Regions from separate parts of the Homo sapiens genome. Here region 1 is linked to region 2. A link is an interaction called in ENCODE POLR2A ChIA-PET data of the cell type or tissue named here. Cell type or tissue: A673. All regions are shown on one strand. Links, peaks and the distances in the headings refer to the core of each region. The heading gives the core; the rest is flanking DNA.

The links. ChIA-PET counts read pairs that join two places held together with the same protein. Peaks named below come from ENCODE experiments on the same cell type or tissue, not always from the same donor. Only the 100,000 strongest peaks of a DNase experiment are listed, where the experiment ranks them.
Region 1: POLR2A ChIA-PET joins it to region 2 with 6 read pairs; 4 of 35 experiments call an interaction of 5 or more read pairs at or near these places.

Annotation. Positions count from the first base shown.
Region 1 is chr9:111,269,223-111,276,809 of GRCh38, forward strand. It overlaps LOC105376219 (a long non-coding RNA gene), which reads right to left. Exons shown (of 2, transcript NR_188622.1): 2 at 3,321-3,743. It overlaps MIR7702 (microRNA 7702), which reads right to left and starts at 1,992; the gene lies at 1,934-1,992. In A673, for the core only: no CTCF peak of the experiment used is centred there; no DNase peak of the experiment used is centred there.
Region 2 is chr9:111,352,887-111,360,473 of GRCh38, forward strand. No RefSeq gene overlaps it. Among named protein-coding and RNA genes, the nearest start is that of OR2K2, 26 kb to the left of the region's middle. In A673, for the core only: no CTCF peak of the experiment used is centred there; a DNase peak (open chromatin) is centred at 3,885; H3K4me3 peaks cover 716 bases; H3K27ac peaks cover 598 bases.

The DNA.
Region 1 (7,587 bases), core at 2,743-5,242, 84 kb before region 2:
CCACCAATTTTAGAAGTGGGCCTGAACTTACACCTACAGAGAACTGTACTGGTAGAGCAGGTCTTTGGTGCACCCAACAGAGAAAGCAAGGAGAGGCAATATCAGGAGTCAGGCAGGCAAAGGGGGAAGAGTAGTGAGAGTTTCTGCACACACATGGCATATCCAGGAATTAGCTCTTAGATAAAACAGATGAGAAAAATAAATTCTGAGCGTAGAGCTAAGTTTTGAGCCTTAACTAGAGATGGCATGAGGAAGCAGCCATGCAGAGTCCTAAGAAAGAAGTCTGGGCCAGCATCCAGGAGAACACGCCAAGCAGGAAGAAATAGACAGGAAGCCAATTCCACACCAGGCATCATTTTCGGACTCTGGGAGTGCCACTCATGATGCTTACAATGTGAATGGTGCCCTGGGGTTAGTACAATGCTGCAGCAAGGCAGCAAGGCTAGCAACAATAATTCCATGTTTCTACAAATATAGGATGACCCTGCAAGTGACAGCAATGTCAGCTATTCCTCTTGTGCTTGTGTCACCTGAATATCAATGAACAGGGTCTGCAGTGTAAGATTCTAGCGATGGAAGTCTCCAGAGGTGGTGGGAGCTGTTGACTGGGCCCATGCTGAAATAACATTGCATCAACCACTTGTAAATGCCAAATTCCACAATGGTAGGAAGGCCAACTGAGTAAAAGCTGACTGGGTATTCTGTCTAGTCTGTTACATGTCCCAAGAGAAATGAAGCAGGGGACATCCTTTCTAAGTCATGCTCAAAATCAAGAAACACAGATAAGTCAATGCCCAGTTCTGTCTAAAGACAGAAAATTTTCCAGTCAGAATATATATGCTAACAAAAAAATCCTTGGACAATCTCTCAGGAATTCCAATGTATCACAGAATGTATGTTAGTGAAGCTAAGTGTAGTCAAAGGATTGATTCTGGAATCACAAATCCAGGTTCCTGATAGTAAGCAACAGAAACTAACAAAAGCTAGTGTAAGCAAAAATGATGATGATGATGATGATGATGATGATGATGATGATGATGATGATGGAATGCTTTGGAGGAGCTCTCTGAATTGAAGGGAAGTCTAGTAAATTAGTCTTGGAAAAGACAAACCCTATAAACACACCAAGGGATCTCATTTAGAAAAAATCTTAGGAAACTAGAAGGGTGGATAAGTTTCAATGATTCTCAGTACTTTTTTCTCTATATACAGGAGTCATATTTCAGAGAAAAAAAAGCATTCAACTGGCCTAGTCAAGACTATTCATATACGTAGTGTATAGGAATTAGGGAAAACAGGATACCTTGACTAACACTCCTACAAAACTGCATCAAATAGGGAAAGTAAAATTCCCCTCCAAAAGAAGGTGAAATGGACACAAGGCAGCCAAAAATTAGTAAAGGTCATTGCAGCTACTTATTACATTTGTGAATTTAGGTAAACCATTTACCCACTTGGATTTTCTGCTAAAATGTGACATCATAGGTCAGAGATCTTTGTCTCACTTTCTCATTGATGTATCCCAATTGCCTCAGGTGAAACCTGACACATGGAGGATGCTTCATGAATACTTGTTGAAAGAATGACTCTCTCCAAGACTCTTCCCACAGTTAAAATGGAGATGTCTTGTAGAGTCCACAAAATGTCTAGTACATTGCTATAACATAGTAGCTGCTCAAAAAATTCTGATTATAGTTACTGTTTTTATTAGGATAAATAGTACTAGAATAATTTGCTATAAACAACGTAGAAAAATTCCAGTGTTAATATATCCAAGTTACTCTATGGAATCCCAACACAAAACAAAAGTTATTCATTATGAATTCAATGAAGCCTGTTACCAAATCCTGGGACAAAGTAAATGATTTGACCGATGATGTAGTCATATGAACAGAAATGAAAAAGTGAATTTAAAAAGACTCGCATTGGTGCCACACTTAGACTACCAGACTCCCTGAAACTGCATGTCCTCAGGGAGTCTGGCAGTCTAAGAGTGGCACTAAGTGTCATTAGTGCCAGACCCAAAATATAATAACCTGATTATCTCTGGGCTTTCAATAATGATGTCATTCTTTTCTTTCATTCTTAGTTGATTTAATTTTCCTTACTACATAGCAGATATTCCAATAATTTTCATAAGTCTCTGCAAGACCCCATTTCCACCTAGACTCCAAATCATATTCCCCCTGCTTTTTCCTGGGCATTATTTCAGCAATCATCTCTTCTTTACTGGGTCTTCAATCCCCAACACACCCCCACCGTTTCAAGTTTCCCTTTTCTCAGACTACAAAACAGCTCACTATTCCCTTTCCTAAAACTACTTTTATGACATTTATTCTCCTTCAATTACTGTATCTTTTCTGCCTTTGCTTTCATTGACAATCTGCTTTGCAAGTTCTCTACACTCAGTCTCCTCTTCCCACTCACTCTTCAGCTCATTGAAACTGTCTCCTGCCCCCTCCACCCTTTTGAAGCTTTTGAGACAGAAGTAGGCCCTGCTGAGTGCTAGATCCAGGTCTGCTACTTCCATGGCCCCCACCCCAGTCCCCTCTTCAGTATCTGAGCATTCAATTCTAGTTGTATTTTCTGGCTTGTTCTCTCGGCAAATATACATTGAGTACCTATTAGTCACCATCCTGGGTACCAGAAATATAAAAGTGAATAAGATCTAAATGCAAAAATGATCTAAACGCAACAGTGATCTAAATGGAATGTGGTATCCTGGCTTGAATTCTAGAATAGTGAAAGGATATTTGTGGAAAATCTGGCGAAATCTGGATAAAGTCTGTAGTTTAATTAATAGCATTGTACTAATGTAACTTCTTAGTTTTAACAAATGTACCCTGGTTATGTAAAATGATAATGTTAGGGGATGCTGGGTGAAGGATATATGAGAATTTTCTATAATATCTTTGCAACTTTTCCATAAATCTAAAATTATTCCAAATTGTAAAAGTCTTAAAAATTGAGTAAGGTATGTTCCCTGCCATCAGTGAGCTCACAGTGATACACAATCTTGGGATAAATGAGGCAAATTGTGGGAGAAAAACTATGAACTACCGATTCTTCCATCGAAAATGAATGCAATCTGCCTTTTTTCCCCATCATGAGTTGTACAATTTTGTATGCATCTATGTACCACACTGTAAATATTTCATGAGGACAGGACAGAGGAGTATCTAAAGGTGAATTTTTTCACAGTTCTAAATAATACATTTTGAGGCTTTGGGAGGTCTCAGATTGATCGAAGCCAACCCTAGCTAAATCACTCCACTTTCTAAGACGTTGAATTTAAACATATTACTTACATACTTTCTTTGTTCTTTTCAAGGCAAATAGTTTAATGTTTGAGGGAGTAGTAGGCCAAATAGAGGTGATTTTTGTTGTTGTTGTTGTTGTTGTTGTTTAGCCTTCTTATTGTCTGGCTGCCAGGGTTCCTGGAAATGGGATTTTTAACGAGCTTTTTTTTTTTTCTGGAGAAGACTTTGATGTGGTTGAAAATTTATTCTCTCTCGAGCGTAGGCAGGGCACCAATTAACCCACACAGAGTGCCCTTGCTGTCCTCCCAGCTTGGAGTTTATTACACTTACCATGTAGTGTATAACACTATTATCCCATCTCCTTTGTGCTTCCCTCCTGTGGACTCAAAGCAATTTCTTAAGCAGCTTTCTGCTGTCTCTCTCCGTCTTTTAAATATCTCCATTTTGCTTTTTTCCATAAATAATCTTCTGATTGCAATGGGGCTGGAAGAGAGAGGAAAGGTGAAATAGGAGAGCTGCTTCTTCAACCAGCTGATTGAGCCAGGAATAATGGTGGTTTTAATCACTTCAAAATCCATTTATGCAGAACCTACAACATGATAGACATAAGGGTACAGAGATGAATAAATAAGAAATGGGACTAAGGACTTGCAATTTTATGGTGGAAAGTGTCACATACCTAAGTACAGAACAAGGCAGAGAGAAATGAAGGCTACAATTATTTCCCCGGTATTTTTTTAAGTGACAGTTACATTAAAGAATTGTTTTTGTACTACAATGACATTGCTCTTGGTTAAATGGAAATAAAGCAACTCTGTGACTCTAAGACCTTCAGTTTGATGGTCGGAAAAAGAACTAAGAAAGTTAAAGAAAAGTAATTTAAATATGAAAGTTGGAAGCATCAGGCCAAAATGTGCAGGGTCTCAAGTTGCCAGCATTCTGTTCTCCACTACTGCTCCAGTGGGCTGACTCAACATCTCTCTTCCTTCTCCATTTAGGGTTTCAGATTTTTCTTTTTAATAGAGACAAGGTCTTGCTTTGTCGCCCAGACTGGAGTGCAGTGGTGTGATCATAGCTCACTGCTGCTTACGCTCCGGAGCTCAACCTCCTGCCTCACGCTTCCCAGTAAATGGGACTACAGGTGCACACCAACAAGCCCAGCTAATTTTTTAGTTTTTTGTAGAGATGATGGTCTCACTATGCGGCCTAGGCTGGGCTGGCTTCAAGTGATCCTCCTGCCTCAGCCTCCCAAAGCATTGGGATTACAGGAATGAGCCACTATGCTTGGAGAGGAAATTAAAAAAAAATTTTTTTTCATTAAAAAGTTCAGTTCTGGCTGGGCACGGTGGCTGCTCACGCCTCTAATCCCAGCACTTTGGGAGGCCGAGGTGGGCAGATCACCCGAGGTCAGAACTTCGAGACCAGCCTTGCCAACATGGTAAGGCCCTGTCTCTACTAAAAATACAAAAATTAGCCAGGCTTGGTAACATGTGCCTGTAATCTCAGCTACTCAGGAGGCTGAGGCAGGAGAATCGTTTCAACCCAAGAGGCAGAGGTTGCAGTGAGCCAAGATCACGCCACTGCACTCCAGCCTGAGTGACAGAGCAAGACTCCATCTCAAAAAAAAAAAAAGTTCAGTTCTCCCTTTGGGAGGCCAAGGAGGGAGTATTGCTTGAGTTCAGAAGTTTGAGACCAGCCTAGGGAACATAGGAAGAACCCCATCTCTACAAAAAATTAAAAAGTAGCCAGTCATGGTGGCACACAACTGTTGTCCCAGCTACTCAGGAGGCTGAGATGGGAAGATGGTTTGAACCCAGGAGGTCAAGTCTGCAGTGAGCCATGATCATGCCACGGCACTCCAGCCTGGGTGACAGAGCGAGACCCTGTCTCAAAAAAAAAAAAATTTTATATATATATATATATATATATATATATATATATATATATATATATATAGTTAAAGAAGTTCAGACCTTCATGACATGGCAATACCTATCTGCAAGGGAGGCTAGTAGGTGGAGTCTGTAGCTGAGCAGTCACCTGGTCTTCTGCAATTCCTATCACTAATAGGAAGGTGGAGAGAATGGATACTTAGGGAGAATTGGCAATCTCTGCTGGGGGGGGCGGGGCCGAAGAATGAAGAGTGTTAATGCCCTGAATTGAAATTTTTTTGTTTGGTTTAGACTCTTTCCTGGTTTCTAAGCCTACATATTCAGATACATACAGGACATTTCCACTTGGATATCCAACAGGCACTTGAAACAGCATGCATGGTGATTGTCCTCTAGATTCCGTTAATCTCCCCTGATTCCTTTAATAATGGAACACCAGAATTTTCAATGGTACATAGCCGCCCAAGTGAAAACATTTTCTGGCCTCTCTTACATCTAGCTATGGTGTTTGGATTAAGATTGATCAACAAATGTGAGCAGAGTGAATGTAAGCAGAAATGATGAGCTCAGCCTCTGAATCACTCCCCCAAAGAAAAGGTGTGTGTGCAGTGTGTCCATGATGGCCAGGGCTGGAGCAATTATCCCAGATCTTGATATGAAAACCACATGTTGTGAATGACAGAAAAAAAGGGTAGAAGGAGCCTAGGTCTCCAAAAGTTTTGAGCTGCCTGAGCCACCTATTCTGACATTTAAAGAACTGAAAGATAAACTTTATCTTTCTTTAAGCAATTGTATTTGGAGGTGTCTATCATAACACCTCAACCAGGAACCCTAACTACCTCTCCAGTGCCTCTAAGTATATGACCACAAAAGTTTCTGAGTTTCCTGAGCCAGAACAAATAAGTCATCCCTGACTTCCTTTCTCTTCTTCATGTCCAATACCAAACATGCCCATTTCTGTCCATTTTACCTCCTAAATATTTTAGTCCATCTTTGTTCTAATCCTAACTAATAATGCCTGGGTCCTGCTTCTCTTGCTTGGACATGTTTATAGCTGCTCTTTCCACCTCTAGCCTTGTCTACCGTCAATCCATTCTTCCAAGGCACAAATAGAATCACACCTCCCTCTGTCTGAAATCCCTCAATGATTCCCCATTCTCTACAGGATCAAATCCAAGCTCTTTAGCAAGACACTCAAAGCTCTTCATGATGTGGCCCCTGTTCAGCCAGCTGATCTCTCATTATGGCCCCGACATACCACACTACTTTCTATATCAGCGCTTTTGCATATACTATTGCCTCTGCCTGAAAATCTCTGTACTTCCCTGTCTTCATTAAAAAAAAAAAAAGTTTTCTTCTTTAAAACCTAGCCAGATACTGGCTGCAATGTGCTGCTTTTTCATTTTGTGCATGATTGAATTGTTATATTTCTCACATTCAGCAATACATTGCTCCTTTATATCCTGTAAGTTCATTGAAAGCCCAGACTGGAGTGCAGTGGTGCGATCTCGGCTCACTGCCACCTCCGCCACCCAGGTTCAAGCAATCCTCCTGCCTCAGCCTCCCAAGTAGCTGGGATTACAGGTGCGTGTCACCATGCCTGGCTAATTTTTGTATTTTTAGTAGAGGCGGGGTTTCGCCATGTTGGCCATGCTGTTTTTTGTTTTGTTTTGTTTTGTTTTGTTTTGTTTTGTTTTGTTTGAGGCAGGTTATTACTCTGTCACCCAGGCTGGAGTACAACGGCGTGAACTCAGCTCCCTGCAACCTCTGCCTCCTGGGCTCCAGCGATCCTCCCACCTCAGCCTCCCGAGTAGTTGGGACCATAGGCACGCGGCACCATGCCCAGCTAATTTTTTGTGTTTTTAGTAGAGACAGGATCTCACTATGTTGCCCAGGCTGGTCTCAAACTCCTGAGCTCAAGTGATCTGCCCACCTCGGCCTCCCAAAGTGCTGGGATTACAGGCATGAGCCACCACACCTGGCCATGAATCTTATTCATTTCTGAATAGCAAGTTGTGAGATTCAATATGAAATAGATTGATAGATGAACGGATGAATGGAAGAATGGGTGAAAACACTAAATGAAAGAAGATTAGAAAACAGATTGAAAATACAGTGTACCACCAGACCTGGCAGTAGCAGCTATCTCAGGCTACCTTATGAGTAGCTTACTCTGAAACTCAGCTATCTAAAAGCAACCTTCAGCATCATCTAAAACGCATTTCCAGCTACCAACTGAACAGGGAACTTGGGACTATGTTCGTGCTTTCTCCTGAAAACAAAACAAAACAAAAAAAGGAACTTGGGAAACATAGATTACGAACGCAACTATGATTATTTTTTAAATTTCTAGAACGATTGCCTTGGTTATATTTTGTCTGTCTCCCTACAACAGGAAAACTCAAAGCTATAAGGACATATTTGCTTCCTTTCAG
Region 2 (7,587 bases), core at 2,728-5,227:
TATTCCAAATTGTTGAGTGGGGTGTGTGTGTCTGTGTGTGTGTGTGTGTGTGTGTGTAAAATGAAGGGGTATTGGATTTTATCAAATGCTTTTTCTGCATCTATTGAGATTATAATATGGTTTTTCTCCTTTATTGGTATGAGGCATTATATAATTTGATTTTCATGTTAAACCAACCTTGTATTCCTGAGATAAATCCCTCCTGGTCATGATGTATAATCATTTTTCTATATTGCTTCACTCAGTTTCTAGTATTTTGTTTGCAAGTTTTGTGTCTATACTTGTAAGAGAAATTTCTCTGTAGCTTGTTTAGTTTTTTCATCTATGTCTTTGTCCAATTTTGGTACTAGGGTAATACTGGTCTCATAGAACAAGTTAGGAAGTACTCCCTCTTCTATTTTTCTGAAGAGTGTGTAAATAATTGATATTCTTTTGATACAGGCATAACTATTATGTACCCATAATTTAAAATTAAAAAATTAAAAATTTTAAAAAGAACTGGCATTCTTTAAAAATGTTTGGTAGAATTCACCATCTGGGCCTGGACTTTTTGTTGCAGGTAGCTTTTTGAGTACTAGCTCAATTTCTTTACTTGCTGCAAGTCTATCCATACTTTCTATTTCTTCTGAGTCAGATTTAATTTTTTGATTTGTAGCTTCCTGGGAATGTGTCAATTTCATCTAAGTTATCTAATTTGTTGCCATACAGTTGCTCATAGTATTCCTTTATATTTTGGTTTATTTTTTAAGATTAGCAAATAGCAATATCTCTTTCATTCCTGTTTTAGTAATTCAGGGGGTTTTGCTTTTGGTCAGTCTACCTACAGATTTGCTGATCAACAATTTTGTTGATCTTTTCAAAGAACCAACTTTCAGTTTCTTTTTTTTTTTCTTTCCTATTCTCAATTTCATAATTTCTGCTCTGATCTTTGTTTCCTCCCTTCAGGTTTAATTTGCTTTTTCTTTTCCAATGCTTTAAGAGAAAGGTTTGGGATAGGTTTTTTGTTTGGTTTGGTTTTTTGAGTCAGGGTCTCACTCTGTCACCGAGACTGGAGTGCAGTGGTGCAATCATGGCTCACTGCAGCCTCGAAATCCTGGGCTCAAGCAATCCTCCTACCTCTGCCTCCCAGGTAGCTGGGACTACAAGTGCATGCTACCATGCCTGGCTAATTTTTAAAATTTTTCAGAGAGACATGGTCTGGCTACACTGCATAGGCTGGTCTTGAACTGCTGGCTTCCAACAATCTTCCCACCTCAGCCTCCTAAACTTCTGGGATTACAGGCATGAGCCACTGCACCTGGTTTTTATTACTATTATTATTATTACTCATACTCTAGTAAGATGGCTTTTTTTCAGTTATAAATTCCCCTCTAAGCACTGCTTTAGCTGCACTTCATAAGTTTTGGAATTTTGTGTCATTTTCATTCATCTCAAAGTATTTTCTAATTTCTTTGGTGATTTCCTCTTTGTTCCCCTGGTTATTCAGAAGTGTGTACTTAATTTCCACGTTTATAAATTTCTCAGTTTCATTCACTTATTAATTTCTATTTTCAATTCATTGTGATTATAGAGTATATTTTCTACGGTTTCAATACTTTCACATTTTGATAGGAATTGCATTGAATCTGTAGATCAACTTGGGAGTTGTGGCTGGTTTTACGGCCCATGGACTGTTAATCCCTGCCCCAAGACACGTGATAACTATATGTCAATGTAAGTTCATCAATTGCAACAAACACACCACTGTGGTACAGGATGTTGATAGTGGGCGAGGTTGTGCATGTGTGAGGAAAGGGAGTATATGGAAATAAACCTCCCTTTTTGAAAGAAATATTCTAAAGGTGTTTTTCATACTTTTCTTCTTCCCTTACATTTTTTATTTCTGGAGAATAGTTCTCAACAATGTAAACCTTCATTTCAAAACTCTATTTCTAAAATTCCTGAAATGGCCAGAATAATTCAATGTCAAATTAGAAAGATCATATCAGCAAAGAATAAGCTAGAATCCAATACCTAGGAATCCAAATGAGAGAAAGCAGAAGTTACAAGTGCAAATAAATATACCATATTCCACACTCCATATTTGAAGAACTAACTTTTAAAAACCTGAACTCTCTCATTTTTTGACCAGAGGCAAAATTACCTACCCATATTCTCCTCTTCACTTAAAACTCAAATGTATTCCAGGTGCAGTGGCTCATGCCTGTAATCCAACACTTTGGGAGGCCAAGGCAGGTGTGTCACTTGAGCTCAGGAGTTCGAGACCAGCCTGGGCAATGAACATGGTGAAACCCCATGTCTACAAAAAATACAAGAATTAGCTGGGCACAGTGGTGTGCGCCTGTAGTCCCAGCTACTTAGGAGGCTGAAGCAGGAGAATCAATTGAGCCCAGGAGTTTGAGACTGCAGTGAGCCATGATCATGCCACTTTACTCCAACCTGGGCAACAGAGTGCGACCCTGTCTCAAAAACAAAACAAACAAACAAACAAAAAAAAGTGGTTCAGGCCTTAATCCCAACACTTAGGGAGGCCGAGACGGGTGGATCACCTGAGGTCAGGAGTTCGAGATCAGCCTGGCCAACATGGTGAAACCCCATCTCTACTAAAAATACAAAAAATTAGCTGGATGTGGTGATGGGCACCTGTAATCCCAGCTACTCGGGAGGCTGAGGCAGAAGAATCGCTTGAACCCAGGAGGCGTAGGTTGCAATGAGCTGAGATGGCACCACTGCACTCCAGCCTGGGCAACAGAGCGAGACTCTGCCTCAAAAAAAAAAAACCTTGTTTTTTTAAGATTTATCTAAAACATAATTCAAACAGGCATTACTTTTTAGAGAAGTTTCAGGTTCAAAGCAAGATTGAGAGGAAGGTACAGAGTTCTCATATGCCCCCTACCCTCACACATGCACAACCTTGCCCACTGTCAACATCTTGTACCATAGTGGTAAGTTGGTTGCAACTGATGAACTTACATTGACATACAGTTATCACCTGAAGTTCATAGTTCGCCTTCGGGCTCACTCCTGGTGGTGTACATTCTATAGGTTTGGGCAAATGTACGACGACATATATTCACAACCGTAGTATTATACGGAGTATTTTCACTGCCTTAGAAATCCTCTCTGCTCTATTTATTCACCCTTCCCTTCCCCCAACTCCTGTCAATCACAGATCTTTTTACGGTCTCCACAGCTTTGCCTTTTCCAGAATGTCATATAGTTGGAACCATACAGGATGTAACCTTTTCAGATTGACTTCTTTCACTAATATAAACGTATGTTTTCTCCATGTTTTTAATGGCTTGATAGCTCTTTTTAGCACTGAATAATATTCCATTTTCTGGATATATCAGTTTATTTTATACTTTACCATTCACCTACTGAAGGACATCTTGGTCGCTTCCAATTTTTGGCAATTATGGATAAAGCTGCTATAAATATCCACGTGCAGATTTTGCATCGACACAAGTTTTCAATTTGCCTGCATAAATACCAATGAGCACAATCCAATGGTAAGGGTACGTTTAGCTTTGTATAGCTTTTTAAAAACAACAAATATTCTCAAACTCTATGTCCAGTATGGTGGAGTAACTTCCCAGAAGACTGCCTTGCATATAGAAACTATAAACACTGCATTCAAAACAAAACAAAACAAAAAAAACCCAAACAATTTTCTTAAGGCTCTAGAGTCGGAGTCGGGTAGATTTCGGCGGAGAGCCAAAACATGGAAGGGGCCGGCAGGGGGTGAGTTTTGGGGCTTTGTGGCTTTGTCCTTAGGGTAAAGCACAGTCAGCGTGGCACAGAACGGTGGAAGCTCCCACTGAAAATCACCCTCTCTCCAGCCTGAGGCAGGCAGAGCCCACTACAAAGTAAGGGGAAAATCCTGGATATAAAACAGCAGAGAAGAAGAACCCAAGTTTCTGTGTGTAACTCTGCCCAAGTCTGTGACTAATCTCTGAATCACTTACGTTCACGGCAGACTGCAAAAAGCTCAGCCAAAAAAAAAAAAAAAAAAAAAAGAGCTGAACTGAGATCTGAGCCACCTACCAAAGGGGAGATAGTTGGCAGTTTGAGTTTAACCATGTTCACTGCCTGCTCAAATTGAAAAGCAGCTCTTTGGAGGAACAGTCCAGAGTCTCCACGACATAACATGCACAATGTCTAAGAATGTTGGGTTACAGTCCCAAAATACCGGATATACAAAGAACCAGGAAATGATGTTGGAGGCCTGGGGGAGGCAATCAAAAAAGACCAAAGCCAAGATGATCCAGATGTGTAAGTATCAAATAAGAACTCAAAAGCAACTATAATTATGCTTCATGATGTTTTTTAAAATGTGAGAAAGATTAGAAATTGAAAATTTTAAAAAGAACAAATGGAAACCTTAGAATGGAAAATTAAAATATCTGAAATAAAGACTCACTAGATGGGCTTTAATATCAGAATAGACATGGTAGAGTCAATAAATTTAAAGCGAATTTTTAAAAAATGACTAAGACCTGTGGAACAATATCAAAAGATCTAACATATGTTTAACTAGAGTTCTAGAAAGAGAGGAGAGAGGATGGCACAGGGAAAAAAACATGTGGGTAAATGGCCAAAACAAAACAAAATTCACAATTCAGTAAAATTCACACATTTAGAAATTCAAAAATCGAAGCAAAACTTGAGGATAAATATGAAGAAAAGCACACCTAGGTACATCATAGTCAAAGTGCTGAAATCCAAAAATAGGAAAAATCATGAAAGCAGACAGAAAAAAACTACACACCACATCTAGAGAGCAACAATTTGCTCTGAGAACCTCAGAAATCATAATGGAAACCCTGAAGGCCAAGAAACACTGGGGCATCTTTACAGTGCTAAAATAAAATAAATACTCAAAAATACTGATGTTCAGAAAAGATATTGTATTTGAAGACTGTTCTGGAATCAAAAGTAGCGTAAAAGAATTATACATCTAACCACTAATACCCAACATTGGTCTTAAGAGTACTCTTTTCAAGAATACCCAAACAAACACAGATGTTCCTATTACCTGTTTTCTCACTGTCCTTTATCTTTTTCATAAAGGTTTTTTCAATACTACTTGAATGTAAAAGAAATGTATCATTTTTAAAGGTAAACACTTAAAACTTTGAGAAACTATCGTTTGAAAGGCTGTTTCCAACTTTTGTAGCATTATGGTTCACTTAAAAAAAAAGTTACTCTAGCTCCCTGGCTCCCACCTGTAATCCCAACACTGTGGGAGGCTGAGGCACATGGATCACCTGAGGCCAGGAGTTTGAGACCAGCCTGGCCAATGAGGTGAAACCCCATCTCTACTAAAATGCAAAAATTAGCTGGGTATGTTGGCAGGCACCTGTAATCCCAGCTACTCAGGAGGCTGAGGCAGGAGAATCCCCTGAACCTGGGAGGCAGAGGTTGCAGTAAGCTAAGATCGCACCATTGCACTCCAGCCTGGATGACAGAGTGAGACTTCGCATTTTAAAAAAAAAAAAAAAAAAAAAAAGTTACTGTAGTAAGCTAATTTGGAACCTGCTTGAAAGGAAAAAGAAAAGCATACCAGGAGGGAACGGCATAGGCTTGTTGGCTGCTCCAGAGAATAAGCAAGGTAACTCACTTTCACAGTCTAAATATTAAGATACATGGCTATGAATGTAAAATGTCAGAGGTACAGGCATATCCTATACTGTAAACTGCCAAGCAAATACTTAGCCATCTTCCACAGTCTAAACATTTGCTTGGCAGTTTACAGTATAGGATGTGCCTGTACCTCTGACATTTTACATTCATAGCCATGTATCTTAATCTTGGTCAAAAGAACTGTCTGTTGTTTTTGTATGTTCCTTAGGGGTTACTTTTATGAGAAAATCAAATGTTTCCATGATACCTTTCCTCCAAGCATCTGACAGCAGTTGTTCAGGGAGTCTTCCTTTTGTTTCTGCTTTGTCTTGCAGCTCCTAAACACTTAAGCCAGCAATTTCTACTTACCGGAGTTAGCTCAGAATATGGCAGGCAGTTGGGTTTTTAATTGTTTTTTAAGTATAACTAGTCAATGCCTTGGCAGTTGAGCTATTTTCCTGGAGAATTAATAAAAATTAATGCACTACTTCAAAAGAACAGATCATGCAGCTTTTATTTGCCATTTAATATCTTCTTGGGCATGGATGGGATTTTCCTTTCAAATATCTATCAGACACTTAGCTAGCTGGGACATACTGCAGACGATTCTGTGAAAGTCACATATAAAATACAAAATTCTGTTACATATACATCCATTTAACAATAGTTTGTACATTACAATAAGGCCAATGTCAAAGTAACTCCCTGGACTTAACAAGCAGCATGAATATATTGTGGCAGCAGCAGGTAGAAATGCCCCATGAAGGGCAGACAGTGTGCGCGCAGTGCAGTTGCTACCAGAGCGAAGACCAACAAGGGCACATCTTTTTTCTTTTCTGTCTTGTTAGTAAGTACGCAGTAAAAGATGGAAGGGGGAAGCAATGGGAATGCGGTGGCAGTTTTGCTGTGCAGGTAGACTGTATTACAGGGAGGCACATGGAATTATAAATTCAACACAAACTTCATTAAGGAAACAGCTGCTCTTTATCACCAAAAAGACAATTATATACTACTTTGATGATTCTGATTTCCAACTTGCCACACTCTGGGTATCTCCTTTTCACATATCAGTACATTTAAGACGATACATCTTGTGAACTAATTCCAGGAATAAGGAATTCAGTAGTAGACCCTACCAATCAGTTGCTTGTATGACAGGTAACACTATTTCTAGGGAGAAAAGAATCAAAATCTGTTTGGGGGAGCTCTGGAAAACAAAGGCCGATGATATAAACTTGCGTGAGTCCTTCTGCCATTTGTTCACCAGCGAACATTCCACAATTACAAGCTCTGTTATTAACCCTTTTAAATAAATATAGGTACACATGCACACCAAAGATAAGGGGCATTGTGAGACAATAATTTAGCATTACTAGCTGTGTGAATGATTAGGCTGGTCAAGATGAAGGCATTAAGTGTACAAATTAGAAATGTGCTTAGAAAGCTAATGTACAGGAATTCAATAGCACGAAGCACAAAGGTTCGAGTGCCTCAGCACCATTCTTAGCACCAAGGGAAATTCCCAATATTAAAAAACAAAAAGCTTAAAAAGCGTAACATTTGACAAGGTGTTAACATTTGATATAGACTAAGAGCGTAATTCTTGCCTTTATAATCCTACTTTCTGAAAACATCCAACCTGCATTGTATTCTTGCCAAGGAAGAATATCCCAGGTACCATAAATGAAAGTCAGGGAGTACTTGGTGGAGGGGGAAATACTGATATGAAAAACACCAAGTCCTAAAAGACGCCATAAGCTTTCTAAAAAACATCCGAAGTTGATTTTTCCCCAAGCAATAGCCATTCTCAAATGAAAATCCGAGATAGATTCCTTAAAATTCATGATGCTACTAAAACTGACGTTCAGTATCAGCAAAGAGGATGTTTTTGTAATAAACACTTAAATTTTTATTTGTAAACTCCCTTTTCAATCAGAAACAAATCCCCAGCATATTCAGCCA